2 separate regions of the Homo sapiens genome follow, and region 1 is linked to region 2. A link is a loop called in an ENCODE intact Hi-C map of the cell type or tissue named here. Cell type or tissue: prostate gland. All regions are shown on one strand. Each heading gives the region's core, and the rest is flanking DNA. Links, peaks and the distances in the headings are about the cores only.

Region 1 (14,930 bases), core at 5,766-10,765, 99 kb after region 2:
GAGGTGTGCTGTTGCTAAGTGGTCTCAGGCCAGGAGAGAGAGCTACAGAGATGCTACACAGAGCCTGAGTGGCAGGAGAGTGGCACTCAAATCCTCAGCTCTGGCCAGATTTCAGGAAGGCAGGAGCACTGGGTGGGGAGCCAGGAGACCTGGGCACCACCAGAGCTCCAAGATAAACTTGGGCGAGTCACTTCCCATCTCCAAGCCTTTCTAAGCCTCAAATGCCATTTTCCTGCAGAACAGGAGCTTTTCTGGGTCTCACTCCAGAAGGAAACCTGACCCCTTGCTTTCCCTTCCTGGACCCCGCCTCTCCACCAAATGCCACGCTGCCCAGAAAAGGACGAGATTCCAGGGTGCCCCGTAAGCAGAGGCCCTGAGAATCCAATGGGCGGGCACCTCCACCCACCAGCAGCTGCCCTCCTCTCTGATGCAAAAGAAACTCGTGGGCTGGTTTTTAAGACTCGAAATAAAGTTTAAATATTACGTGGAAATTACTAAACAAATCAAATCACTGTTAAGTAGATGTCACAGGCTTCCTCTAGACAATACATTTAATGAAGATTATTGTCCTCCTGGTTATAGTTTTAGATTTGCATTTTATTATCAGAGAACCACTTATGCATTACTCCAGGATTTTCATTAGGTAAATAAATTTTTATGTGGATTTCATTATATTCCCTTGGCTGAAATCCTGATCACTTAACAGCAAGAATGCTGCTCCGACATCCTGTGTGTCAATCAGGATGTAACTGTTTCCTTTGGTTGTTGAAAATTACTTTTTAAAAAATCTGGTGTTGATGGCAAAAGGAAGAGAGATAGGGTCAGAACTCTGGGTAGGTTTTGTGTCCAGTTCTTTCACTGAAACATACACACACCCTAAAAAGAAATTTTCTATTTAAAAATAACACATGTAATTTTACATACATGGGATATATAAGCTCCCATTCTCTCTTTCTCTCCATACATATATATAATATATACTTTTTTTTTTCCTGGTGTCACTTTGGCCTCTCAGATGTAAACTGACACAATGGCACCGGGTCTAACAGGACTGAGGTGCAGGTCAGTACCAGAGAAATAAAGTTGAAAGAAACAAGCTTGGAAGAAGCAGGAAGGAAGGCAGTGGGGGAGACATTCCTGGAAAGGCAGCCATCAGCAAGAAAAAAAAAATCTTTTCTAAGAAGTCTAATATGAAGCAATTAAGCTAATTGGAATCTAGATTGTAGTGGGTGCCTCCGGAAACTTGAGACCAGGGGACTCTCTTGCTGGAAAAATCACACCTCAATATCAATGAGCGAGGGCGTGAATGAACGAAGTGGTCAGAAACAGACCATAACATCCAGACCTAATCCATCCAGCCCCCTAAGACACAGGCGGTTCCAGGCCCTTTCCGAGGGACCAACAAGGTTTCAGAAGAATGTACTAATAATAAAATCTCTTGCTTATTGAAAAGGGCTGGCCAGGTGTGGTGGCTCACGCCTATAATCCCATTACTTTCGGAGGCCAAGACAGGTGGATCTCTTGACCCCAGGAGTTCGAGACCAGCCTAGGCAACATAGTGAAACCTCCATCTGTACAAAAAATACAAAAATTAGCCAGGTGTGGTGGCATGCACCTGTAGTCCCAGCTCCTCAAGAGGCTGAGGCCAGAGGACTGCTTGAGCCCGGGAGGTCGAGGCTTCAGTGAGCGGAGATTGTACCACTGCACTCCAGCCTGAGTGAAAGAGCAAGACCCTGTCTCAAAAAATAAAAAAGAAAGGGCTGTCACATGCCAGGGATGGGCTTTGATGTGCATTATTACATCTGTCTCTGGTCAATCCAGCCCAGAGGACTCAAAGAGAACCTTCCAAGATGCCTTTCTTAAGAGCAAATGAGAGAGGCAAAGCTCTCAACATGGCCAGGGCACGCAGCAGCAGGGGCTACCCAAAATGCAGTTAAGGGGAAGGGGAACAAGTCAGGCTGGATTGATTCATGGCATCTTCAACCTTAACTCCTGCCCAGAGCCAGGACTCTGATGTTGAGGTCCCAGTCCCTAACCACCTGTGTGATTGGGGAAGGTCATTACCCTCCCTAACCCTGTTCCTTGCCTGTGATAATAAGAATAACAGCACCAACCTCATAGAGTTGCTGTGAGAATCGAAAGAACTGAATAGGGACTGCTTATGTCTAGTGCCTGGGACGCAGGAAGGAATCAATACATGTTCACCATTACAGGGAATGTTTTCTACACAGAACTATCAGCCTGAAAGTGAGTCACTTTCCGACAGTTCTTTCCAGCTGTTGATGACTTACCAAAACTACCTGGACTCCAATTCCAAGTTCTTTAAGGACGCAACAAAACCTCCTTAATCTTCGATCCCAAAATTAGTCACCTGTGATACTCAAGTAGGGGTTTGACTAAGCATTTCTCTCTGACCTTTGAAAAGGCCACTGGGGAAGAAAGCAAAGGGACATGATAAAATGAGGATGCCTGAAAGGAGGGTCCCCGCTGCAACAGTGGTCCTCTTCAGGGGGACATTCCGGAGGGTTTGATTTTCTTCTCTATAGTTTTGTGTAGTATTCTTATCTGCTGCAATTGAGCAAGTATTGCAACATTTTAAGGACTTTACCATTCTGTGAAGGAAAAGATATTAAAAAATATAATTGCCAAGCAGCTCAGAAACATCTTCCGCATAAAATAAAAGAGATACATCTCCCGGCCCAGGTCAGCCATCTGACCTCATCACCCACTTCTCCCGATCACCTGCTCGCTCCAGCCTCCAGCCACAGAGCAGGCCCCCGCCTCATCCCTCCTCAAACACACCAGACAGTCTTCACCAGTTCCCCCACCCCTCATCCTTCCTTGTCTTCCTGAGCCCTCGTCTCTGACAAACTGTATACATTTCACTTCCTTGTCTGGTTACCAACAACAACAAGCAGAACATCAGCTCCAGGAGGGCAGGGGTTTGGATGTTTCTCACTGCAGCAGCAAGAACCCTACCTAGTCTGGGACACGACAGACGCTCAGTAATACTTGATTGGATGGAAGAATGAATGAATGAACAGCTAACTTTTTTTTTTTTTGAGTTGGGGTCTCATTCTATCTCCCAGGCTGGAGTGTAGCGGCTCAATCATAGTTTACTGAAGCCTTGAGCTCCTGGGCTCCGGCAATTCTCTCACCTCAGCCTCTCGAGTAGCTGGGACTACAGGCATGTGCCACCACGCCAGGCTAATTTTTGCATTTTTATGTTTTGTAGCAATAGGGTCTATGTTGCCTGGGCTGGTCTCACACTTCAGGCTTCAAACAATCCTACTGCCTCGGCCTCCGGAAAAATTGTTATGTTGCCTTTTTTTTTCAGTGGGGGTAGAGAAAGAGCTATTCCATTCTTTTTCTGGGGGTAGAATATCCCCTAACCCTGGGATTATAGGCGTGAGCCACCATGCCCAGTCTGAATGATTAACTTGAAATCACTCTTACACATTTATTAAAGCAGCCCCAAGAATCTCTTTTTACACACTTTCTTAGTGACCCTAGTATGAACTGCTAAAAGAACTTCCTGGAAGTACAAGTGCAAGCCATTTCGTTGACTCTTCTCCGATTCAGACTTTTCACGAAATTCACAGTGGCCTCCTGCCCAAAGAGCACCACCAGATGGCCCATCTCCAGGGTCCTGACCCCACATTCCAAATTCAGGCATTTTTCTTGAAGAGCATTTATCACTCAATCAAGCCACCCACCCTGCCAACCCTGAATAACACCACTTACGGGAGGCTCAGCCATCGCTGCTTAGAATCTCACTTGTCCTCAAATATCTCCTGTTTATCTTGGTAACAGTCTACATGAATAGTCCGTTTGTTGGAAGAACATAATATTTTCCTTGGCTTTTAGGCAACAGTCTGGCAAATGAGCATTTCCCCATGTAACTTGTGATGGCTTTATGCGAGCAGTTAATTAGAATTACACAGACATGTTTATAGAAGTTTAAATGAAGCATAGTTCGAGTTTGTGAAAATATATATAATTACTCACACCGACACTTCCCACTGAAAAAGAAAAGGCAACATAACATAAGCAAGTTCCCTAAAAGCAACAGCAGGGGCCTAGAAAAGACTCCGCCAGCTTAAACAGCTCCACTTTGAGGGACTTGGGGAGACCAAACCCTGTTGGGGAACCCACAGACCCACCACCAAATGCTTTGCTCATTAGACTCACACTGCAGCCAACAAATTCCCCAAAGAGCCCCTGGGCGGGCGCCATGCTCCAGGCGAGTCCTGTGTGGATCCTTGTACATACACTACAGTCCCGCCCACGCACACGCAGAAAGGCCATCATCTGTCCCACAACCGGCTATGGAGGAGAGGTCTGGAGACCCAGGGAGGCTCTTTCTCTACCCCCAGGGAGAATGAACCGTATTTTTGGCAGGCTGAGGACTCAAATTAGGGAGGCTTCATGGCAGGCTGGCCTGTGGCCTTCAAGACCCTTTCTAGCCTGGTTCCACTCGCCTCCTGGTCTGATCCCTGCTCCCGCTGGGCCCTCATTCACCCTCCAATGTTGCCAACCCAGCCAGAGCAAGCCGTTTTCTCCTCTATCCCCAGTCCCACACCAACAATGCAGCAGCACCCATATCATGTGGCTGTCCCCAGACCCACGTCATCTGAGCCCTGGGGATGGTCAAGCCGGCTATTCCAGGCAGTTACTCAGATTGCTTGTTAAACTTGAAGGAATCACAGCCAACTCTTTCCACCTCTGTGTTGTGTAGAATGACCAACTGGCTCCCAGATCAGCCTTACAATCTGGCATTGGCAATCCTCACAACGGAACTGCTTTCCCAGGAGTGGGCTGGGCTAGATACCCCTGAAATGGAAGGATCCCACTATCTCATGGACAGAGGGAGTCCCCAGCAGTGTAAACGAGCCCTCCTTCTTTGAGCCCGAGAGTTGGAGGTGGCAGTGAGCTATGATCACACCACTGCATTCCAGCATGAGTGACAAAGTGACACCCTGTCTCTAAATAAAAATGCAAAAATAAAAACTGTCCTGGAGCAAAGTGACCAAACCTGTGCAGAAAGGGTCAGATCCAGATGTCCAGACCAGCATCCATGTTGCCCCCTGGCTTCAGCGGGCACCTACCAGCCAGGAAGGCGGCTGAACTGTGTCCAGACTCCCTTCCTCAGCCCACTCCGCTGCACAGGTTCACCACTGCATGCCCTACCTCCAGATTGGATTTTTTCACAGAAGTGGCCCTTGGAGAAGCCCTGCCAGCAATCCCAACACTGTCAAGAGAAGTCAGCTCCATGGGCTCATGGAGAAGTTCTTGTTCTTCCTCAAAGAACAAGAAGAAATGTGGGGGCTCCAGTGGAGAGGAGGACAGAAACAGGAAAAAAGAGACAGGAATTCAGGTAAGATGGGGGACAAGCGGCTCCTTCATTCAGTCAATATCTCCTAAATGCCAACTACATGCCAGGCACTGTGAATCCCTTCTCCATCCCACTAACCCTTTCTCCTGAAGCCTAGGGACACAAGAGTGGGCAAGTCAAACCTGGCCCCTGTCCGGGGACAGTCGAGCGGCCACTGAGGAAGGAACTGTAAACAAGTGAATACATCAATAAATTCCTACTGAGAACAACTCACATGACATTAAAAAGAGCAAGAGAGAGACAGTAACAGCAGTGGGCCCACTTTGGGAGAAGGGTCAGGGAAGGCCGCGCAGAAGAGGTGACATTGAACCTGAGTCCAGAAGAAGGAGAAGGAGCCAGGCAGGCTAGTACAGAGGAAGAGTCTCAGTCACGGGGAAAGCCATGCAGAGGAAAGAACGGCACAGTCCTAGGACATGAGTTGAGGCCGGGGGACTGATGAGATGTGAGGGAGAGCTCCCATGACATGAGGGAGATGCTCCGGAACCTTGCATGGGAAGAGACAGCCGCTCACACAAGCTCCCCCAGACAGTGCTGGGTGCTCCCCAGCAGCCTTTCCCCCTCCTTCTTTCTTGCTGGCCTAATTCAAATTTTGCTTGAACATCCCCAGATTCACTAACTCCAAAGGGAGCTCCGTATGTTGGCCTGAGATTGGTGCAGGATGTTCAAGGGATGCCGTTGTCAACACAGTGAGATACAAGGGAGGGAACATGGGGACATTTAGGAGAGGTATCTTTCCCCTAAAGACAGGCCTGTGTCAGGGAGCTTCTCTCTCCTGGTCTTTGGACACTGATGTGTCGGGGGGTGATGTCTGGCACCACAGCAGCCATTTCTTCATCATGAGGAGACAAATCCGAGGGCACCAGCCAATGAGTTGAGCAGGACAGAGCATAAAGACAGAAGGCAGCTCGATCTCTGCTGACAGTACTGAGCTGCTCAGCTAAGTTCTCTGCAGCCACACTCCTCCACACTTCTCATCCTAGGAGATCTCACAGCCCCTCATGCTTGAGCTTTTCCGAACTTGGATTGCACATCTTGCAGCTCGAAGCATCCCAGGTGATACAATCCTGTGTCAGCCAGCCAGTTCCACCAAAATTGAATTTCTGACCTGACTGCTTGCTCTTCCTCTTTCCAGAAGACCCTGCAGGTTTCTCTGCACCGCTCCCTGCCAAGAGGAGCTCCAACTATCAGAGATGCAACCCTCTCCCCAGGGGAATTTCACAACCTCAGGGTGTGAGGGGGAACACCTGGCCAGAGCCAGAGCAGTGACATGGTCAAAGTACAGCTCATGAAGACTGAGGCAGGGGGAGAAGAGAACAAAGCGTTATGCTTAATGACACCACCCAGAAATAAAGAGTTAAAGAAACCTCAAAGCGCCTGAGTCCATGTTCTACAGTGAAATCTTTCTTTATTCATTTTATCTTTGTAAATCTCTCTTTACTTATTTTATCTTTGTCTTCAAGAACCCTAGGAAATGGGTTCATTTTCCCTATTTTATAATTGGAGAAACAAATCATATAGGGTCAGGGTTAAGAGGGCAGATCAAATCCCAGTATCTCCAATTATTTACCAGGTTTGTGACCTCGGGCAGCTGTATGACCTTGGGCCGCAGAGCCTCAGTTTCCTCACCTATAAAGCGGAACTAATATAACTATTAGCTGGAGCTGCTGTGAGAACAGCATGAGACCACCATACAGGGCATGAAACTCCCAGTGACTTCCCAAGGCAGTCCATGATGAAGGCCTGGAAGCACAAAGGGATCAACAGGAGCTGTTCTCCCAGGGGACACTTGGGACACCCAGACTACAGGGAAGAGCGCTGCACAGTGAAGAAATTATTGATAAAGTCTGAGCACGGTGGCTCACGCCTGTAATCCCAGCACTTTGGTAGGCCAGGGTGGGCAGATCATCTGAAGTCAGGAGTTCCAGACCAGCCTGGCCAACATGGCGAAACCCCATCTCTACTAAAAAAAAAAAGTACAAAAAAAATTAGCCAGGCATGGTGGGGCGTGCCTCTAGTCCCAGCTACTGGGGAGGCGGAGGCAGGAGAATCACTTGAACCAAGGAGGCAGAGGTTGCAGTAAGCACTCCAGCCTGGGTGACAGAACAAGACTATCTCAAAAAAAAAAAAAAAAGGAAGATGCCAGTATTCATCAGTTTCACCTGCTTTCTTTGTTGCTTCTGACTTTTCCTCCTCTAAAGTGGAGGCTCCATAAAGGCACCAAATATCCGAGGGCCCTGGCCACCAAGGCTGGGTCATCTGGGGTGTGGGGCAGGCATCATTCCTTAGCTAGAAATCCAACTCCAGCCCTGAAGCTTTGTCAAACCATTCCCTTAATGGACAGGTATTATTCTGGGCCCACTTAACTCCAGTAGATTCCAAAATCGGGCCAAGCCAGCTGACCGAGCTGGGCGGCGATGCTGCCTGAGTCTGAAAAACAGATTCTGAGCTCATGAAATGCCTGTCTTCTGGGGTAGCAGGCCCCAGAGAGATCTGCTGAGGAAAAGGCCAGGAATGTTCTGAGCAAAGACAAGCTCCTGGGAATGAGGGTGTGACCTCGCAAAGCGACTCCCTGTCCATATCTCCACCCCCAGCCAATATGGACATCAGGAGAGCTTGAACTCACAGCCACTGGGGCAAAGCCAGAAGGCCCAGGAAGAGCTCCTCAAATAGGCGCTCCTCAAATAGGCAGGTCCTGAGTGGGGCAAGAGGGGGAAGGGTACAGCCAAAAGATGCAGGAGCAGTTATGACAGGTCAGAACAGAGCACCCGAGGGGCCAGGTGAATCGCTGACTTCAAGCCTACAGGGCACATGGTGAACTGAGAGGACCCACTGCAAGCAGGACCCTAAATTCCCCAGGGGCCAGGCAGGGACATCAATGAGTGACTTCAGCCAAGGTCTGGACTGTGATGGACAGAAGAGACATGCCCACCTACAGAAGCAGTCACCACCCCCAGCCCCAGGATGGTAGCCAAGCCTGAAACGGGGACCTTGAAGTCCCAGATCTACCCATTGCTTAGGAGACAGAAGCAAGAACTCCGATTTTTTTCTGTGACATCTCCAATCTCTCAATGTTGATTTCTTTCTTTCAAACACAGCGCAAGCCAATCAAAACACATCTGTGAGCAACACTCAGCCTCCAGCCTCCAGTTCGCAGCCTTCATCTAAAAGGTTGGAAGGGCAACATAAAGGAGTGGGCGCTCAGGTGAGCAACCCTCCTCCTCGCCCAGCCTTACCAGGCCTGGCCCCTCATGGGACCCTGATTGGAACTGGGGTCCACGCACAAGCTTGGGGAGGTTTATCCGCTTTCACAAGCTCCGCCCAGCAGGCAACACCCAGAGCCCAGGACTCCAGCCAGGGGAACACCACTCCGCAGAGAAAACCCTCAGCACTTGGCTCTTCCTGGAGCCTGAATTTCCTCCCCAAACAGGATGGATTTACGTGCGAGAGCAAAGGCCTACGCATGCGCCCAGCTCCAGACCCCGGTATTTATACAGTTTCATAAACTGCAAGCGATTATTTTGTTTCCTAAGAACAATCACTATGCAAATGAAACCTCCAGCTAATACAAACAGGGCTGTTAAATTCACTTGCCAATGTTTATGAAAAGAAACTCAGCCTGGCCCTAACCAAGCTCGCTAAGAAAATGTTTAATCACAAGACACATTCGAGTGAGGAAATTAGGCAAATAAGAAAAGATGTCCTGACTTCGCTCCCAGAGCCCCCTCCCACCTCCCACCCCCTCCTTTATTCGGCAAGACAATGATGGTGAAATGAAAAGGTTCCCAGAAGACGGACAGATGTCAAGGCTTAAGAAGGAAAAGACAGAAAATGCAGAGATTAGGGAAGCACTGGTTCCCAAATTTCAACAGCCCCCTCAGGACCTTCCCACTGTATATGTTATACTTGTTTTTCAGGGATTTCGTGGGAAGGGAGGAGGGGAGCATGTGCAGGGGGGCAGCAGGGCTGGGTGGGCAGGGAGGGCAGGGAGGGCAGGTGGAAACTCCAGGCCGCTCCTGGATCCTGGCTCTTGCACTTGGCTCCTGTACTCGGTCAGGCCACTGGACCACAGAACTGGAACTCAGGATGGAGCGAGTTCCCAGCTGGGGCGGGCAGTGGCCTTGGCTTCGCACAGCCTGTCACAGGGCAGGCGGCAGGCTTGGGGACCCAGCCAACACCCGAGCAGGACAGAGTGAAGATCCCAAGTCCTCAGTGGGCTGGGCGGTTGTCCCTGAAGAGTTAACAGCCCCAGGGTCAGGATCAATTGGAGGATGTTAGGGCGAAGAAAAATCATCTCATCAGGCTTGCCTGGGCTTAAGGCCCTGCAGTTCCACTACATACAGCCTATATAACCTCAAACAAGTGACTTCCTCTCTCGGTGCCTCAGTTGCCTCATCATGAAAATACAGATTGAGACAGCATGAACACAGTGCTGTGACAATACAAAGAGACCCTAAACGTAGTCAGCAGTCCTGGGAACACAGGCGTGTTTGATGGAGGTTAGCTATCTGCTCCAAGTCCCTCAATGCACAGATGAGGCCCAGAGAGGGTTGGTGGAGTTCCCCAAGTCACACAGATAAACAGCAGACAAAGGATTTGACCCCGGCTCCAGCCTCTCCAGCAGAGATTTAGGGGAAGAATGGGTGGAGGCCAGGGCTGGGCCCTGCCCTGCGTCCCCTCTGGGAAGCACGCTCGCCAAGGAGGCGGTGGTAGGAGGGACCTCTGGAGCCACTGCTCCCTGGGGTTGGGGGAAACCGGAGCCTGGTCCTGGCAGGGCTTCCCAGGGGCCCGGGCAGGGGCAGCTGTCCAGAACTGTCTGTCCACGGAGGGGGCAGGGTGGCTGCCACTCGGAGCACGCTGTGTGCCAGTCCCTGGGGCCGGGCCGGCTCAGCCTGCAGGCTCCATCCAGAGCCCGCCCCAGGGGATGCTGGGGGAGAGCGCCAGGATCAGAGCCGCCGGCTGTGCGCTCCCCTCCCCCAGCAACAGGGGACTAAAGTGGGTCAAGGAGGAAGGAGGGGGCCCAGGAGGGCTGGGGGAGGGGCCAAGGAGCTTGAGAAGGCACCCAGGGGGAGGGGACCAGGGGAAGATGCCTGGAAAAGCAAAACCATGTGTGCAGTGCGCCTTGGGGGGCCAGGGCTGAGCGGCAGAGGGGCTGCTGAGGCCTTGGGGGGAGTCTCAGAATCACCTCCGGATTAACACCAGGGTGGCTGAGCCTTGGCTCTTGCCCCAGAAAGTCAGTCCTTCACTTTCTCCCACCCCCTGGCCTTGGGGGGCTCCCTCTTCTCTGAGGCCCTCAGCCTCTTCCAGAGCCCCCACACCCCATGGGCCCCCAGCCAAGGGGTCTGTGAGGAGCACTTTCAATCAGTGCTGGCCCCCTGGCTCAGCCCTGGCCTTGAGCCCAGCTGTCCAGCCGGGAGGTGGGGTCTGAGGAGGGTGGAGAGAAGAATACAGACAACCCCATCCTGGGCCCAGACTCAGCAGGACTGTGGCGGTGCCAGGCCAAGTCAGGCCTCATCACCGGGAAGAAGGGTGAGCATGGGCCCCACATCCCCGCAGAGGCGTTCCTGGGGGACCTGGTGCAAAATAAAAGGGAGGAAGGCAGGAAATGGCAAACAGCGACGCCCCCTAGCCAGGAAGGGAAGCCAGGCCACAGACCCCTCAGAGACAGGGCTGGGGGCCCACAGTCTGCTCCGGGGAGATGCGGGCCAGTGGGCAGCCTCCACCCCTGGCTGGGCCTGACCCAATCATCAGCTTCTCTCCCAGCTCCCCCACCCGGCATGGCCCAAAAAAAAGGGACGCAACCACCCAAGCAACTCGATATGGTCCAGAAACCTCCAGGGTCCCCAGGTTCCAGGAAGCCTGCATAGGAGGTGGTGGGGGGGCAGAGGATGCAGAGGGTCCGGTGCCTGGGAGTAAGGTTTCAGCAGGGAGGGGAAGAGGAGCTGCTGCTCCCGGGTGTTGGTGCCAGTTGACAGGCAGCCGGGAAAACGGGGCCCAGGAGGGGCACACACCCACAGGTTCCAACTTAAGCCCCGGGGAAAATGCTGATGGGAAGAAGAGGCAGGCTTCCAGGCCAGGTCCTGGGCCCAAGGAGCAGTTTGGGTGGAGACAGAGAGAGGCCCAGAGGACAGGGCCCTGTTTTGAATCCCTCAGCAAGGCCACCTACCCCGACAACCACAGCTAAGATTCCTAGCTGAGCCAACTGGACTCCTGGGGCCTTGTGGGGAAAACACAGTAGAAAGGAGGACCCCCCCAGCCTAAATACCTTAAATGCAGCAAACACCTCCAACTTCGCACCTAGCAGAACAGAGGTGCTGGCCTAGTTGTGCCAGGCCTTGAACCTTGCTGGGTGTGCAGTTCCCAAAAAATCAGGAAGCAAGTACAGCCCTGCCCACCACCTGTCTCAAATGTCCCAGGACTTGGCCTGGGACATCCTCCACCTCCAACCTGTCCAAGCTGCTTCTCTCCCAAGTGAGCCTCAGGAGCAGGCCCAGTGGGGGAGGGGGTTGGCATGGAGGGAAGGGGGACTTAGTCACCAGCTGGGTCTCGGGGGATCAAGGTGTTGTCAGCCTCAGAGTTTACAGTCTGCCTCCAGGAGCTCTGGGAGAAGATTCCGGCATGGTGCTGGCTCACCAGGTGTGTAGACAGTGACCCTGGCAGTTACTCAGGCAGGCACCAGGCATGGGGCAGCCTCACTGTGACATGTGACCTTGGACCTCAGGCTGACCTTCAAAGCTGCCTCACCCACAGGATGGCGAACATAATGGTACCAACCTCACAGGGCTGCAGAGGGGATTCATGAGAACACGTGCAGGAAGCCCTCAGAGAGCCCTGGACGCACAATAACCTCAGTAAATACTCCCCATGAATGCCCTTATCCCCTCCTGATGCTCCTTCTCCCCCACTGAACCTCTCTCCACAAGAGCAGGCTTGGAACTCTCCTACTAGTAAGAAGGCAGGACAGGATACAAAGAGAGGTCTGGGACCAGGCCCAACCTTGTCCAACACGTCCCAGTAGGAAAATGAGCTCAGACCCTGGGAACCCAGGACAGGCCTCTACATTCCCCTGGGAGAGCCTGAGCAATAGGTATTTTGAGCCAACAGATACAGGAAATTCAGAATAAAGCCCACTCAGATTCCCAATTCAAAGTGGACTGTGGACGCCGGGACACATTGGAGCAACTGTTTCCTCACTGGCCTGGTTTGATGTCTGGGGGATGGGGGCAGCTCAGTGTGCAAAGCCAGGCTGAGGGACGTGGGTGACAGTGATGGAGCATCTCCCTCCACCTCCCACCCCAGTAATGTACAGAGGGGGCCCTGGCGAGCTGAGGCCTGGGGGTCAGGGTCCCTGTCCATGGGATATGGAGACCTTGGAAAGGAGCAGCCTGCCTGCCAGCTGGACACAGGCCCTGCTACACGTGGCTGTGTGAGCCAGGGCAAGGCTGTGTGCGTCTCTGAAACTCCTTTCCTCAACTGGCAAATGAAGAGGGACAACCCCTCCCCAGACCCCCACAACCTACTCCCTGGAAACTTGGAGGTGCCTGTGAGAGCCTCTGGAACCACACAGTGCACAGAGGTTGTGCAAACCTTAGGGGTCATTTAAGCACAAGGCCCCGGTGGCTTTCCCTGGGGACTCCCCAGAAAGAACCATGCACCATGCTGTGTGCACGCATCAACAGGCCACCTGCAATGCCACCCCAACCCAGCCATCTCTCCCAGTACCCGACCCTGCCTCTTCCTTCATCCCTGCTCCAGCCCTTCCAGGAGAGCCTGCCAGCACTTGCCCCTGCCCCTCCAGACAGTCACACTCAAAACTCCCCCAGATTTTGTCCCATCATGTCCTCGTGGACAGAGACTATGGCCTCTTCTTCTCCCTCCTTCCCCACATGGGGCGGGCCCAAGGCAGGCAGAGGCAGCCCTAGTGAATGAGTTCAGAGCCAGAGGAGACTAGCCACTGTCCTCTGCAGTTCCCTCTCATCTTCCTACACCAGCGGTCACGTCACTTCCTCTGCAGTGCCCTCCCGGGAGGACCTTGTCGAAGTCAGATAAGCCAGAGCGGTCTCTCAATGAACAATTACAATCCGGGGAGCTGCTCACTCTTTATTGTCTGTCTTGCTACTAAGCCGTAAGCTCCCTGAAGGCAAGGACCCAGCACTAGCATTTGGCCCATCACAAACTCAGAACTATCCATCCAGTGAATGAATGAAGTCAAGAAGGATCCATCCAGAGAAGGAATTTTAAGCGGCAAACCCAGAATCATGACTCAAATCTGTGTGCCAATCTTCATCTGTAATTTACTGGATACGTGCTGATGCACTGGAAGCTGCACCCCCGGGGCCAGGCCTCCAGCCCACCACGCAGGCCTGGGCACCTTGCAGGGGCTGAGCACAGTTCTGGGGCTGGAGTGCCTCCGTTCAAATCTTGCCCTAGCTGTGGGGCACTGGGCCATTTATTTTACTTCCCCGTGCCTCGGTTTCCTCCTCTGTAAAATGGGGATACACATCACGTACCTATTTCACAGGGGTGCTGTGAACCTTGAATGAATCAACGAGTGTTAAGTGCTCAGAACAGTCCTCAGTACCTGGGAAGTGCGCTCAGCGGCATTACGTGTATGAGGATGTACCAGGGAATGGCCCTGCGGCTGTCACTCGCCTTCCCCCAGCCCCACCCCAAAGCGGAGGCCCGATCGGGGTTCCGGTGCCCCAGGGCTCCCGAGGCGCACATCTGGCTGGCGGGCCCGCAGCCCACCCAAGGGCGGCACCAGCTGTGGGCTCGACGCCGCCGTCCCCAGCGCTGGGCCTGGGACCAGGAGTCCTGAGGGCGCCAGACTCCGAGGGGCGGGCGGCCGGGGGGCGGCCCGCGGCGCAGAACAAGCCAGGCCCCACCCGGGCCGCGTGAGCGAGCTGCGCAGCCTGCGCCTTCCCAGCCGGCCCCCCGCCGCGGCCGCTTTGTGCCCGAACCTGGCCCTGAGTGACTGCGCCGCAGCCATGGAGCCCTCCCGCGCGGGGGGCGGCCCAGCGCGTTCCCAATGCCGCCGCCTCAAAGGGGTCCCGGGGCCGCCCCCGCGGGCCGGGCAGACAAGGGCCCGGGAGGGGCTGCGTTCCCAAGCGTCGGCCGGGCTCCCCTCGGGTAGCTGGGCGGGAAGAGCCCCGAGGCCCCCTCCCCTGATTTTCCCCGCCTCTTCCCAGCCATCCCCCCTCTTCCCCGCCTCCTCCCCAACTGCCACCCCACCCTGGATTTCTTCCTCCTCTCCGACCCTTGACCCCTTCCCCTCCCCCGCGGTTTCTCCGTCCCCTCCCCTCATCCCAGGACCCAGATCCTACAAGGCAACTGCGCAATCGGACTCCAGGGGGACCGTGGAGGGTTCAGATCCCACCTCCCGTCCTGGAAATCTCGGCCCCCACACCCAGACACTTCCTCCCACCCCACAAGCCTCAGGCCACAGCCCTGGCTTGGAGAAGGGCTAGATGCCTTGGAGAGGGGCCGGCCTCTGAGGTAACGGGCTGTGGGAGCCTCCTGGCCCCATGTGCCCATCTGT
Region 2 (14,826 bases), core at 1-5,000:
CCTGCTGACAGTGATCGCAGGTGTAAATTGATTCATCCTCCATGTCTTCATCATCCTCATTTCTCTCCTCTTGACTTGTCACGCTGTTCCTGTCTTCCAGCGCACGGCTGGTTTTCTGATCGCACTCTGGCTCTCCTTCTAGGCCTCCTGCCAACAGGAAGAATACAGTCCATGTCAGCTGATGGGGTCTTGGGAAAGGGTTTTAAAAGAATCGCCCGGCATTTATTAAGATACATTTAATTACTCTACCTCCCGGGGTCCATTATCCTTGACACCTCTCAGTATATTAATAGATGGGGTTTTTTTGTAGCATGTGGTGCCATAATTCTCAACCAGATTCTTTAATTCTTGGTGCAAATCTTCTAGGGGGATTTCCTGTCATCTCCCCTCTGTGCACGGATGCTGGGGGCCGTGACCCATCGGAGAGGTGAAAAACCTTATTTGTCTCCTAAAAACCAGATTCAGTTACACACCTTTTTAAAGCCTCCATCAGCTGTTCCTAACACACCTAAACTTTTAGTTTTCCCCACAGCCTTGCAATTTAGAGCTGGGAGATCTCTTAGCCAAGTTCGCCTTCCACACAACAGGCCTCCCAGGGCAGTGACGTTGGCTCAGTTCTTTGCAAAGATGTCCAACTCTGAAATAAAGGAAGTACACATGTTTGAAGAACCATGGATGGTCGAATCTCAAGCTTAAAATGCATCCAGGCTGGGCATGGAATCTCACACCTATAATCCTAGCACTCTGAGAGACCAAGGTGGGAAAATTGCTGAAGGCCTGGAGTTTGAGACCGGCCTGGGCAATATAGCAAGACTCTATCTCTACAAAAAAAAAAAAATTTTTTTTTAATTAGCCTGGTATAGTGGTGTGTGCCTGTAGTTCTACCTACTCAGGAGGATTGCTAGAGACCAGGAGTTCGAGGTTACGGGGAACTATGATCGTGCCACTGTACTCCAGCCTGGGCCTGGACCCTATCTCTAAAAAATATAAAATAAAATAAATAGTGTCACCTGTGACCTGGTACAGGCCTAGACAGTTAGAATCAGTCGTGGAATGATCTCACTGATTTCTTTAAAATAAAACAGCTACTGTGCTTAGCACTGTGCAGAGAGTGGCTAATCTATAGGGAAAAGTGAATTCGTAATCATAATGATGCCTTGCAATTGTGCTGTGTTCCGTGCTTCTTCAAAGCCACCATTATATATGCACAGCCCCATTTCACAGTCTTGCATATCCTAAACTCAAAGAAGGCTCAAAGGATCATGTGATCCAACCCCCTGCAGAGAGGGACAGCTTTGTCTCACAGGTAAGGTACCTGGCATCCAACCAGAAGAAGCAACAGCCCAAGCACCCTACAGAGGCTCAGCTCAACTTCGTGACTCCTGGTCTAGTTCACTTCCCTGCACAACTGTGGGTAATGGAGCACAGCCCCAATCTTACAGATTAATAAGACACACCAGGAACTTGTAAATCAAAGTGCAAAAGCGTGTGGTAAATATAACCCACAGAATATATCAGTAATCCTAATAAATGTCAATGGATAAAATTTGTGTGTTAAAATGCAGAGACCCTCGGATTGGAAAATAAAAGTGTGTGTTGTCTCTTCCCACAGCCTGTCCTGGAAAACAGATTTACCCATCCGGAAACTAGCTGCACTGATTTAAATCAAAGAAAGAGATCTTATTATCCATAAAGGTGTTTTTGAAAGCATATGTACATATGCAAAAGTGCGTGTATGTGCACCTGTATGTACATGTGTGTACATGCAACATCACAGTTACAGGAAAAGGCTCAGTGCACAACCTGCAAACCCCTGAGGGCGGGCGCCAAAGCAAGAAAGACAGACACGAAGCAAAGAATGCACTCAATTCAAGGTGGAAACCACAGTCCTGTGAATATTTCAATTTGGAAACAGATAATGTTATAAGGGCTCTATTTCTCCTGTCTGCACAGAACATGCCCTTCCAAGCACCCGACATCAAGAACCTGGGAACACAAATCGGCTCATCGGAGAGCCAGCTGCTTCCTTCCAAGGCGGGGAACGTTGCACGACACGCCGCCTGGAACTGCGCGGAGGCAGTAAAAATCAATGTTTCCATTTGTGGCCCATCAAAACATCTCTCTTCTTACCAATTAAGGGATGTACAGTTTTTAGGTTCTTTTATTATCAGAACGCGCCAACTCCTGGCAATACAGAAATCCCATTAAAAGTCAGGCAGCATATTTATCTCAGGGAATCTGATCTGCCGCTGCAGTGAGGGTAAGAAATAGAAAGCAAAGAAATGAGAAATATCATTTGGAGCCTTCGATATTGTAAGTCATCATACAACCATGGTTACACAGTCAAGTGCCCGTCTCCGAAATTCCTCGTTTACAGTCTTTCCTTAATAAAAAAAAAATGTTCTGTAGAAAGGGAAAATAAAAGAGCCATAATTCTGGCTTTATCTACTACACCGACCCTCCAGATAATAAGTTACAATCAGCACCACACTTGTGCTACTTTACTTAACACACAATTTAATAGACATATTTAAATTATCCCCTCGTTATTTTTTTGCCGTATTTACTTGGCAGCACTTTCTATAATAGCTCATCTAATCCACAACTGGAACCACAAACATCACAATGTATTTGATCTCTTTAAATCTGGTACATCCTGTTGACTCGGGAGTAGATAAATCAGAATGTCAACTCTCAGGTTTTTATAAGGCAAAAACCCATAAAGTCATCCAAGAGTATAAATCTGTTTTAAGCAACTGTCACCTCCCCTATGGCCGGCTACTAATGGGAAGGGAGGGTGGCTGTGCAGAAAGGGATGGAGACGAAGGCGAGCTCAGGCCACACAAAGGCGCGGACCTCATCCTCTGGGCTCCCAAGGGGTCCCAGCCTGGCCCTCAGGGAGGTGACACAAGACAGGGAAGACTCAGGGGCCTGAAGAAGTTTTGGGGAGTGGGACTTCCCTGAAGACCCAAGGGCCCCTCTGCTGATTCAGCAGAATCAGGCGCTGGAGAACAGGAAGGCCTCCACCCCAGGCAGGGTTTGCCTCTTGCAATGCACTTTCATGCCCAGGAGTTTCTGAACCTCACCATAAGACAAAAGAATAAATGGTGTTATTTTTCCATTTGCAGATGAGAAAACTGAGCCTCTGCAAGGCCACCCAAAGCCATGCCAGGATCGAATCTACACGTTCACGTGTTCATTAAGCAGCACACCTTTCCTGAAGTCCCTGGGCCTGTTGGAGCCCCAAGCTCTCCAAGGCCCAGGAGGCAGAAGTTCTAACAACAGGGAGCTCCAAGGACATCAGACCTACCTGGAGACCGTCTGGGGTTCCTCTTTTCCAGGCCCACCTGATCGGTTGCTCAGTAAGTCCTGGGGATGGAATGATTGGACCTTCCCTACTCCTTCAACCCAGCTCCGCCTGTCCTGTGTGCTGCTCTGTCCAGCCCCAGAGGCCCCTCAACTGGTCCCTGTCCTGAGTCTGGACATCACCTGTGCAAACTCAGAGAACATAGGGCCCAGAGGCCCAGCACCTGGCCCTGCCTTGTGAGTCCCATCACAAGCGCTGGCTCATTTCAATGACCTGGGCTAGAACTGCAGCTCACTGGTTCCTCCAATCACCCCAGAGCCCAGTGAAGCAACTTCAACAGGCCGAGGAGAAGGCCAATGGCTCAATGCTTTTCTGCAGAGGCCTCCAGGGCTGGGGAGGGCTTCCCGAAAACAGCCGGCTGGCTCCTTTCCCTCTGGCTCCTCCCCTGTCCTCCTGGGGGCTGTCTGCAGCAGCATGAAGACAGCTCGCTCAGGGAAGGCCCGAGCCAAATGGATTTCAAATCAGGGACCTCTCCCTCAGGGCCATGTGCATGGGACAGAAACCGAACCAGTGCTGTGAACGCCGACCTGTCCGTCCAGCTGACAAGATTCCCTACCTCCCAGAGCTCATGCTTTCCACGATGGACAACTGTTTTCTGATGTGCACACCTGCATCCTTTTGCCCAGGCATGCCCCAAGAACAGTGAGCATTGATTAAGCACTCAATGCTTAATCAAGTGCAGGCACCTTATGAGTTGATGTCATCATATCCCCATTTTACAGGTGAGGAAAGCAGAGCTCTGGGAAGTGACAGAGCTTAAGTGAGGCCACAGAGAAGTGGTGGGGCTGAGTTTCAAGCCCACTGCATGTGACTCTTAACCACTCTACTACATGGTTTCCTCACAGTAAGACGCAATGAACACCTGAGCCAGGTGTTGGGAGTTTGTAAAACCCCTCAAAGTCCCATGTAGGGTCCTGGTCACAGCCCCTAAGGTTCAGCAACGGCTCTGCTGATCTCTCTCACTTATCGCCCATCTCCACAGCCTTGAAGGTCATCTTTCAACCCCATAAACTTCCAAGTCTCTTTGGTCCAGGGCTTCCCACTCCTGATCTCCAGCAGGAAGATTTCCGTTAAGTCTTCACACAGTTCCCAAAGATCTCCACCAGCCTGGGCACCTACGGAAGTTGGGGCCCCATTACTCTTTCCCCAGGGCTCTCTTCCCTTTGCAGTCAGAGCTCTCAGCATCACGTGCACTCATGCTTTTGTGGGCTAATTTGTCTACTTTCTCTCTCCCTTGGCAGGCTGCATTTTCCACAGACTGCCACAGCAATATCTCCCACCCCACCTGCCCTTCTGCAGGGAGACCTTGACTCCCTCATCATAACGAGGGACCGAATTCTCCTCCACAGTCCCCCTCGGGGCTGGCCAGACTCAGTGGCTCCTTGACCAACAGGATGCAACAGAAGTGCTATTCTAGACTTCTGAGGCTAGGTCAGAAGGAGGCTTGCAGCTTCCCCCTGCATCTCCTGGGACACTCCCCCTTCAAGCCCAGCAGCCATAATATATGAAGCCCAAGCCACATGGAGAGAGAGCACATAGGGGCTCCAGTCAACAGCTCCCAGCTTCCAGCACCGACTTCAGCCATGGGAGCACACCATCTTGGACATCCCACCCCAAGAAGCCTTTGGATGACAGCAGCTCCAAACACCATGCGGCTGCAACTGTACAAGAAACACCCAGTGAGACTGCCAGCTGAACCCAGTTAGCTCATAGTACTGTGAGAAGTAGTAATAAATTATTGCTTCAGGCCATTACATTTTGGGATGGTTTGTTACGTAGCAATGGATAGCCGACCTTCTCGCCCCACACCGGACTATAAGCTCCATGAGGGCAGGAGCTGTGTCTAATTTAGCTCAGTGCCACCTCCCCCAACCCTGGCATACAGAGGGACATATAGTAGGGGCTCAATAAATGTTGAATGAATGGATGAGTGAATTAATTGATTGGTTTCAAAAAAGCAGGCCTCTGAATCCCCACACAGGTAGAGGCAGAAGGAGGGGAAGGGGCCACAGTGCAGTTTATTGTCTGACGATAAGTATTAGATTGAATCATATAAAGGTGCCATTTTTTAGGTCAAAAAAGTTGAATATTGGCAATCTCAAATGGCTCAGCCTCACATATGACGAGGTTGCCCTGTCCTGCCAGCTTCTTCCTGCAGCCAGGAGGAAGAGGGTACACCCACACCAGGAAACCCCACTACACCACACCCACCCAAACCCAGCTTCCCTGAACCCAAGATATGGACTTGGGGGACATTCTATGAGCAAAGAGAGGCAATAACAAAACCTTTCACCTCAATCATGTTTCGCTGGAAAGCACTGAATTTTCAGGCCAGTCACAATGGCTTACGCCTGTAATCCTAGCACTTTAGGAGGATGAGACAGGAGAACCTATGGAGTTTGAGACCAGCCCAGGCAACACAGTGAGACCCCATCTTTACAAAAATTTTAAAAATCAGCCAGGCATGGTGGTGCACGCCTGTGGTCCTAGCTACTTGAGAGGCTGAAGCAGGAGGATCGTTTCAGCCCAGGAGTTGGAGGCTGCAGTGAGCCGTGTTCGCACCACTGCACTCCAGCCTGGATAACAGAGCAAGAGTCTCAAAAAATAAAGTAAAAGTAGTGAATTTTCCCACCTCACTGAGCTACTGCCCTTAAGAAAGGGCTTGCATTCAAGATGATGACGTTGAGAGCAGACAGCGGACCCTGCAGAAACGCTGTGCAGCAAGACAGATGGCCCCATGCCCTCTAGAGGGAAGGAGCAGCAGAGGCCTTGCCAGGGACAGAGGGCCTTGCCAGGGACAGAGGGAGGTGGCACAGCCTCCCCTACACCCTGAGGGGAGCTGAGTATGGTGTGAGCATCTCCTGGTACCATTTTACACTCACACTGCCCCATTTCGATGAGGACAGAAACTCTATGTGGTAGGTACAATGGATATCCCCATTCTGCAGGTAGGTGCAATGGACTCACCCACTTTGTCAATGAGGAAAAAAAAAAAACAAGGCTCAGGAGCCCATTCAAAGCACGTGCCAGGAAGGGCAGAGAGGAATTTGTATCCAGGTCTTCTGACTCTAGATCCTGACTCTTTTTTTTTTTTCCAAGACAGAGTTTCACTCTGTCACCCAGGCTGGAGTGCAATGGTGCAATCTCAGCTCACGGCAACCTCTGTCTTCCAGGTTCAAGTGATTCTCCTGCCTCAGCCTCCTGAGTAGCTGGGATTACAGGCAAGCACCATCATGCCTGGCTAATTTTCATATTTTTAGCAGAGACAGGGTTTTGCCATGTTGGCCAGGCTGGTCTCAAACTTCTGATCCACCCGCCTCGGCCTCCCGAAGTGCTGGGAATACAGGTGTGAGCCACCGCACCCAGCTGATCCTGACTCTTAACCACTATACGGAAAGGCAGAAAGGGAATGCCTGCAAAATCACGGGGCAGGGGACAGCTGGCTGGGTCCACTGCCAGGAAAAGGGGAACGGGGAGAGGCCCCAGGGGACCAGACTGCCCACAGGCTGCCAGGTCTGAGAACAGCACATTTCCTACCTTCCCAGCAGGGCTTCGCAAGGTCATGAGCCAGGGCCACCAGGGCCTCACCCTCCCAAGGGCCAGCTAGAAAAGGGTCAGCCAATGTCGGCCCCTGGCCAGCACACGAATCAGAAGGAAACTCACCCAGAAGGATGCCTCTTCCTTGCTCTCGTGTCCCGGGAGTCAGCTAGTCAGCAGAGAGCCCTGGGCACACTGAAAACCTCCCAGCCACCATCAGAGGTCCCACCTCTGGGGCCACATGGCTGAGTATCCACAAGATGGAGGCAGGGGGCCAGGAGCTGCCTCCATGCACCCGAGACAGAGAGACCTAGGACAGAGCTTGAGAGACATGCGACAAACCAGGGTCAACAATCACACGCACTCACCCATTCTTTCCTTCATTCTTTCCACAAATACTTATTAAGTGCCTACGGTGTGCCAGGCATAACACATGCACATTTGCTGCAACATACGGGGTGCTCCCCAACCCCATTCATCTTGGCGGCCTCAAAGCCCACACAAAGGCTGGCACAGAAAAGATGCTTAATAAATATGGGGTGGGCAAATGAGTGATTAGATGAATAAATGAATGCCCAAGAGGATACGCTAAGTAGTAAGGGGCCGGCATCCAGGGCTGGGGCTGGTCGGGGACCCAGATTCCGGTCTTAGCTCCAGTACACCTCAGCCCCCAACCATGAGTGACCTTGACCAAGGCAAGTCCCCTACCTGAGCCTCTGATTCCTCATAGGCCCAAAAGAAGCCTGAATCTCATGAACGCCATCCTCTCCAACCTCACAGTGGGGAGGCGGGGCTCACCTGAATGCATGGCCACTATGAGACAGGCACACAGCTCAGCTCCACATCAGGGGATATAGGAGCCTTGTGGGGTTTCGAGGGGATAGGGGAGGCCAGAGCAGGGATGGACGGGAGGAGAAAGGGTGCAGGGGAGAAGGGAGACCAGTGGAGCGGAGAAAGTGAGAGAGCCAGGAACACTGCCAGGTGAGAGTGAGAGGGCAGCGGGGTCAGCAGGACCAGCAAGGCCAGCAAGCCCTGGAAAGGCTTCCCCACCTCTCACTTCTTCTCCCAATCAGATTTGGATGGGAGACCATACCACCCACCCCTGCAGAAAGCAGAACCACCAGGCGCCACATTCTAGGCATATCCAGGGGTTACCAGAGAACCCAACTGTACAGGAGCCATCGGGACACTGGGGTAGAGGAGTGCAGTGGAGCTGATGGAACCAAGTTGTTGAAATAAAGACAGTCATTAAGTAATGACACATACAAGCAGCAGATGGCTGGATGCATGTTCCAGGGACTGTCGGGGATGACAGAGAAAAAACAGAAAAGAATCACAGGCTCTGAAGCCAGCCTGTCTGGGTTCAAATCCACACTCCACCATTTAGCAGCTGGGGGACCATGAACAAGTCACTTGCCCTCTCTGGGACTCATTTAATTAAGTCACATAATTTTAATAAGGTGATATATACAAAGCCAGATGCTTGGCTCATAGTACAGCTTGAGACAATGGTAGCTGGTAAGCACTGTCTTGCTGCTGGGTTATGATTCAAACCAACATGTGCAGCATCGCAGTGCAGACAAAAGCTGGAGGCGTCAAACCCGGAGGGGTCTGGCAGGAGGCCTCACATGCTCCTGAGGATGCAGGAGGACAAGGAATGTCATGGCACAGGCCCTCTTGCAAGGCACGAAAATGTCCATGCATACCAAAAGAAAAAAAATCCACTCCATCAGGAGAGGAAAGTCCTGGGTCCAAGTGTGAATCCTCCCCTTCCCAGACTGTGCGATCCTGAGTAAGGTGCGAGCCACCTCCTCCGTGAAGGGGTGTGATCAGCTTACAACCCACAAGCCCACTGTTCTTGTGCCCGCCCTCTGTAGGTGGCTGAGGGAAAAACGGTCCAGGAAGATACCTACCATTTCCAAAGTCTTTACCCTGGAGCAACACGTTTGTTTTTTTGTTTTTGTTTGGTTTTTTTTTTTTTTTTTTTGGAGACAGGATCTTGGTCTGTCACCGAGGGTGGAGTGCAGTGATGCGATCTCAGCTCACTGCAGCCTTGAACTCCTGGGCTCAAGCAATCCTCCCACATCAGCTTCCCGAGCAGTCAGGATTACAGATGCACCATCAGACCCAGGTAATTTTTTTTCCCCCAAGACAGAGTCTTGCTGTGTCACCCAGGCTGGAGTGTAGTGGCACAATCTCGGCTCACTGCAACCTCTGCCTCCCGGGTTCAAGTGATTCTCTTGCCTCAGCCTCCCGAGTAGCTGGGATTACAGGCGCCTGCCAACGCACTCGGCTAGACCCAGGTAATTTTTAAAATTTTTGTAGAGATGGGGTTTTGTTATGTTGCCTAGGCTGGTCTCAAACTCCCAGCCTCAAGTAATCCCACCTCAGCCTCCCAAAGTGCTGGGATTACAGAAGTGAGCCACTGTACCCCGCCGACATTTCTTTTTCATTAAAAAAAATATCCTCCACCCTAACAGCCTGCACGTTTCCTAAAAACATGTTCCCGAGGGCAAGATGCCTTTTCTGAATCTGAGCACCAGGTCAAAGCCCTGGCTTAGCCTCTATTCAGTGTTCGTTTGGGTCCTGCTCACAGAGAAGAACCCTCTCCTCCATGAACACTCTCTCAAGCAGGCCCCGGGAGGGGTGTGGCCAGGGCTGGGCAAAGAGCCCACCAACCCCAATTCCGCACTCGGCTTGTGCATCCATTGCTGGCCCCAAATTCCAAAAGGCAGCCATTATTTATCTTCAGGTTTAAAATATTTGCAGTGCAGGCAGCGGGGTAACATTTAACACTCAGCCTAAAGGGTCCCCTTGGCAGCAGAGCTCTAGGCAAATATTTTAACACATAATTTGCTGTCCAAGTTCGGCTTCTTAAATAAGGAAGCAACTTCCTGATGGCTGTCTGGGGAGACCCCGGTGTCCCTATCGGTGCCTGTGGCTCTGTGGATGGAATTTCAAGCCAAGGTCCGTCAGAGACATTGAACCTGACCTCGGCTACATCACACAAGCCTTGCTGGGCTGCTCCGTCTGGCCATGAGGGACTGATACAGGACAACCCTCTGCAGAGGCCCACAGAAATGACTAGAAACTTCCAGAGAACGTATCTTCAGTTGTCAGCAAGTCTAGAACCTAAAGGACTAGCAGTGTGATGGCAATCGCCTCCTTCAGGCCAGAACTTCCAATTCCTTTGTATCTTTCGCCTCGTGACCCCCAGCCCCTGTCAGGGAGACGTTACCACCAGACCTATTTTACAGACGGCAAAACTGAGGCTCCGATGGCTGAGACAGCCCCCTCAGTCACTCGGATAACGAGTGGAGAGAAGCTCTCAACTCCAATTCCCCCACCACCACACAAATTACAGAAATGAGTGTACAAGCGAATGGGGTGTGGAGTGAGCACACAGAAGCCCACCCAGGGAGGGGTCTCAACTCCTCTAGATGGTCAGCACTGCAAACACACCTGCTGCTTTTTTTTTTTTAAAGAAGAAAATCCATGGCTCACAGCTGTAATCCCAGCACTTTGGGGGGCCAAGGCGGGTGGATCATTTGAGGTCATGAGTTGGAGACCAGCATGGCCAACATGGTGAAACCCTGTCTCTACTAAAAATGCCCCAAAAAAATAAAAAATTAGCCGGGCATGGTGGCGCATGCCTATAATCCCAGCTACTCGGGGGGCTGAGGCAGGAGAATCACTTGAACCTGGGAGGCAGAGATTGCAGTAAGCCAAGATTGCACCACTGCACTCCAGCCTGGGCAACAGAGTAAGACTCTGTCTCAAAAAAAAAAGAAGAAGAAGGAGGAGGAAATCCACCGTTCTCTATAAAATTTCTGGATGATTTCTAAATGTTGACTTCAAGTTTTAAGAAACACAGTATGGGCTAAACAATATGCCTTGGAGGGCTGGTCCAGCCTGGGGGCTACCCACTGAGGGTCTCTGCCATGGAGTGTGTCCAGCAAGAGCCCCTCAGAGCCCCTAGAGCACAGGGTCATCTGCTCATTCCTCACCAGAAAGAGCAGTCAGCTGAGCAGTCAGCTAAGCAGTGATGAAAGTGTCTCTTCTTTAGAGATTCAGGAACTGAGTTCAAGTCCATTTTTGTGCAAGACCTTGGTTGCTTGTACTTCTGAGCCTCAGTTTCCTCACCTAGAAAATGAGGATGGTACTCATGCTGTGGATGCTCCCTATGGGACCACTTTCCAGGTGACCTCACTCCAGGTCTCTGCCCACCAGGCGCTGGTCAGCAGTGAGCTCCCTAAACGTTGGAACCATGTCAGACACAAATCCTCCACATCTTCAATCAGTCAACAAACATTTACTGAGCACCTACTATGTGCCAGCCCCTGTTCTAGATGCAAACACATGAAAGAACCATACACAGCTCCATGACCAGGACAGGCTGACATTTGGTCACAAGGACCTTGTTTTTTATGGGTGTTCCATACATGCACGAATGAATGACTCTACCCTCCCTGCAGGGCTCAGCTGCCACAAAATCCCCGGAAGGTAAAGAGAGATGGCAGCTTCCCCAACCTCACAGACACTTGCACTCAGCTCTCAACTACAGTGGGTCAGGAATGAGTGGAAAGAAAAGAAGGCAGATGAGAGGGAGGGAAGAGGGGAGGAGGGAAGCAGGGGGGAGAAAAATAAACCTCAAACACCCCCTGCAAGAAAAAATCAAATTTATTTTTCCAGCAAGTAGTTAATGGTGTCACTCCTCCAAGCCTTACAATCTTAATAAAACTGATCTCGCCGCGTGCAGTAATGAAGAACAGTCAGACAAAGCCACCCTGGAACCATGAAAATTGTGCACTGTTACCTCCTCGTGACCTCCTGAGGCAGTGACCATTCTGCCCTCGCCTTGCTGTCATGTTTTGTCTCTGGGAAGGGGGAGATGGGGGAGCAGGGCCGGCGGTGGGCAGGGGAGGGAGGATGGTCAGGCAGCGTGGGGAGCTCGATAAATCCAGCTAATTTGTGGCCAGTGCTAGTGCCTGACACTCCTAATTGCTCTCAGTCCTGGAGCAGAACTCAAGGCTAGGATGCTGGGGCGCAAATCACCCCCCTTGTGGCTGCAAAAAAAGGATCCCGGTTAGGGGAAGAAAAGCAGGGAGAGGAGGGATCTGTACCCCTAAAACCAGAACCAGTGGCCAGGCTAATGGAGTTTGGCTCAGAGCCAAGGATAAACAGAGGCGGTGTGAATGGAGAGCCCAGAGCCCAGGGGCCAGGCATCATCGCTGTGCATTCCGGGCAAGGTGTGCCCTCTCTGGGCCTCAGCTGCCCCATCTGTAAATTAAGGCATGGACCACAGAGAAGCAATTTTAAAAACCATGCACCTTAGCAGCTCAACACTGTGCCAGGGGCAGGCCTGAGGACAGAACTCTAAGACAACACCTCCACACCCAGGGAGCCCCGCTGCCGCCCGCCTTCCACGCCAGGGTCCCGCAGCAGCACTTTGCAGAAAGAGCCTCACTGTCAAAATAGAAAGTGTGTAAAAGTTCACCTGCCCAACTCCTCCTCACCGTTCAGGTCTCAGCTCAGTGAATCTGCACCCCCACAGGGTCAGGCCTCCCCTGTGAGCTCTGGGAGCTCGCTGGGCACCTCTCCTTCTCCACTTATCATAGCAGTCCTCATGATTTTATTTGCTGGATGTGCGAAGGTCTCCTGGGCATGCAAGCTCCAGGCAGGCAAGTCCGCATCAGTTTTGTTCACTCTGCTTCCCCCTTCTCCACCTCTCAGCACCCAGCATAGGGCCTGGTACACAGCAGGTGATTAATAAGGATGTGTTGAAGAAGCTGTCTGGAAGGGCCCTTCCCACTCTGACATTTAAAGATCCAGCCACAGGTCTGTATTTCCAGGGAGGGATGGGACAACAGGAATGAAGCCCGAAGCAGGCCCCTGGTCCTGCCTGCTGCCCCGGGACACAGGGGGCTCAAGGGACTCCCCAGACCCGGCTCTAGGGCCTCTATTATAACCCAAAAGCCAGCAGCTCCCTTCCCACCAATGATCCTCCTACCAACGAGCCTCCAGGTGGGCCTGGAGGGCCAGGGGAGCCCCCTCTCCCTCCAGTCGCAGTGCAGAGGCTCCACAAAAAGCCTTTAAAAATTAACCAGTTGCCAGGCATGGAGACAGCCTGGTGCGCAGCCACGTTCCAGGGAATACGGAAGTGGCGCCTGGAGAAAAGGGAGCAGGACTCGTGGAGTGGCTTTCCCGTGCTATCCCACCCCAGGAGGAGTACACTCAGATTCCAAGGAGCCGCTCCCAGTAAACCCCCATCTAGGCACCCACTCACTGGAGGAGGGTGGCAGCCTCAGCCCACCTCCAAGGATCCATGCAAGCAGCTGGCTCCTCCAGGAGACCCCAGGGGTCTCCCCACCGCTTACCCTCATCCACTTGCTCAGGTCTGCCGGCTTTCTGCCGACTTCCCGTCAGTCCCCAAGAGGGTGTTTGGAGCCCCACAAGTGGGCTGTAAGACATTCTCTGATGTCTCCAGAAACCTGGATTCTGGAAGCAAGGCACAGAACAAAGCCAATGGCCTGGGCAGCATGACACGTCTGCCACAGAGGTCCGAGAAGCCTCAGCACACACACAGCCAGGCAGGGTGTCCCCATGCTCAGCACACATGTGGCCAGGCAGGCTGTCCCCAGGCCGAGCACACACATGGCCAGGCGGGGTGTCCCCAGGCTGAGCACACACGTGGCCAGGTGGAGTGTCCCCAGGCCGAGCACACACATGGCCAGGTGGGGTGTCCCCAGGCCCAGCACACACGAGGCCAGGCGGGGTGTCCCCACGCTCAGCACACATGTGGCCAGCCAGGGTGTCCCCAGCTCGGGGTTGGGGTGTACCCAGCTCGGGGTCAGGGTTTTGATGGGGACTGCACTCAGACCCCCCAGCCAGTGACAGCAAGGCCTGTTTGGCAGCCTAGGACCCCTGGATTCACATTCCTAGGCAAAGAGATGCAGAGACATGGGGGGATTAGCCACAGGCCAAAGGTCAAGTGAACCGCACCAAGGAAACTTCCAGACCCACCCCAGGGACCTGGCTGCCTCTGCCTGATGGCCAATATCAGTGTGATCTACATGCACACGCACACCCCACACCCCACTCACCACCCCCAGGCTCCTCCTCAAACCATCACTTAACTCGGATTTCAAACTGCTGGCGATGTTCTTTAGTCAACATGAAGCAGAAACCTTTTATTAAATGCTGCTAATTTTTTATTGATCACACTGTGAATCATTTCATTTTCCATTACCGCAAATGTCTCCTATCAGAGCTCCACGATCAGGCTTCTTTCTTCATTCTTGAGTAACTTGTCACTTTTAATCAGTTTTCAGTTTCGGTCTGGCTCAAAAATTAGAAAGCGGGCTCTTTGTATCATTATTGCTTTTGTTTAAAAAAAAAAGTTTCCATGCAGGAAAGGTTATTATACTCAGAATAAATATACATGAATCAAATTCAGATGAAATTCCTCCCTGGCTCTAACCAATTTTACCATTAGCTTTTATAATTTTTTTAGGTTTATTTTCACAGAAAGACTGCTCATAATTATTGCTCGTGCTCTCCCAAAACACTTATGTTACTAAAGTGCGAAATGTCTTCTAACACAAAGACAGATCTCTGGGAAGTAATTACAGAAATGCATTCAGGGGCAATAATTCTATATTAGCTGTCAGCAGCAGACATCCTCTGAAAGGCACTTGTTATGAAGGAATTATTTGTGCTACTATTGAAGGCATGGCAGGCAAGCCCAAACTTAAAGACTGCATCTGATCAGAAACATGGGCTCCCTCATCAAGGGTCAAATTAAGTTTAAATCATTACCTTGAAGCCCAGCAAACTCGTACCTGACTGTCTATTGTGAAGACATTTTTGAGGCGCACTCGAGCGCGACGTGGTCTTCCCGTTCGCAGCGTGGTGCAATTACC

Evidence for each region. Peaks named below come from ENCODE experiments on the same cell type or tissue, not always from the same donor. Only the 100,000 strongest peaks of a DNase experiment are listed, where the experiment ranks them.
Region 1: a loop joins it to region 2, with 2.0 times the contacts of the local background. A loop is called at or near these places in 1 of 110 quality-filtered maps.

Annotation. Positions count from the first base shown.
Region 1 is chr16:49,824,472-49,839,401 of GRCh38, forward strand. The region is part of intron 1 of ZNF423 (zinc finger protein 423); the gene reads right to left. Among named protein-coding and RNA genes, the nearest start is that of ZNF423, 24 kb to the right of the region's middle. RefSeq lists enhancers at 3,909-4,456, 10,662-11,492, 11,493-12,322, 13,154-13,983, 14,815-14,930. In prostate gland, for the core only: no CTCF peak of the experiment used is centred there; a DNase peak (open chromatin) is centred at 8,788; H3K27ac peaks cover 2,970 bases.
Region 2 is chr16:49,730,825-49,745,650 of GRCh38, forward strand. It overlaps ZNF423 (zinc finger protein 423), which reads right to left. Exons shown (of 8, transcript NM_001379286.1): 3 at 1-147. Among named protein-coding and RNA genes, the nearest start is that of ZNF423, 120 kb to the right of the region's middle. RefSeq lists an enhancer at 13,594-14,175. In prostate gland, for the core only: no CTCF peak of the experiment used is centred there; a DNase peak (open chromatin) is centred at 2,805; H3K27ac peaks cover 403 bases.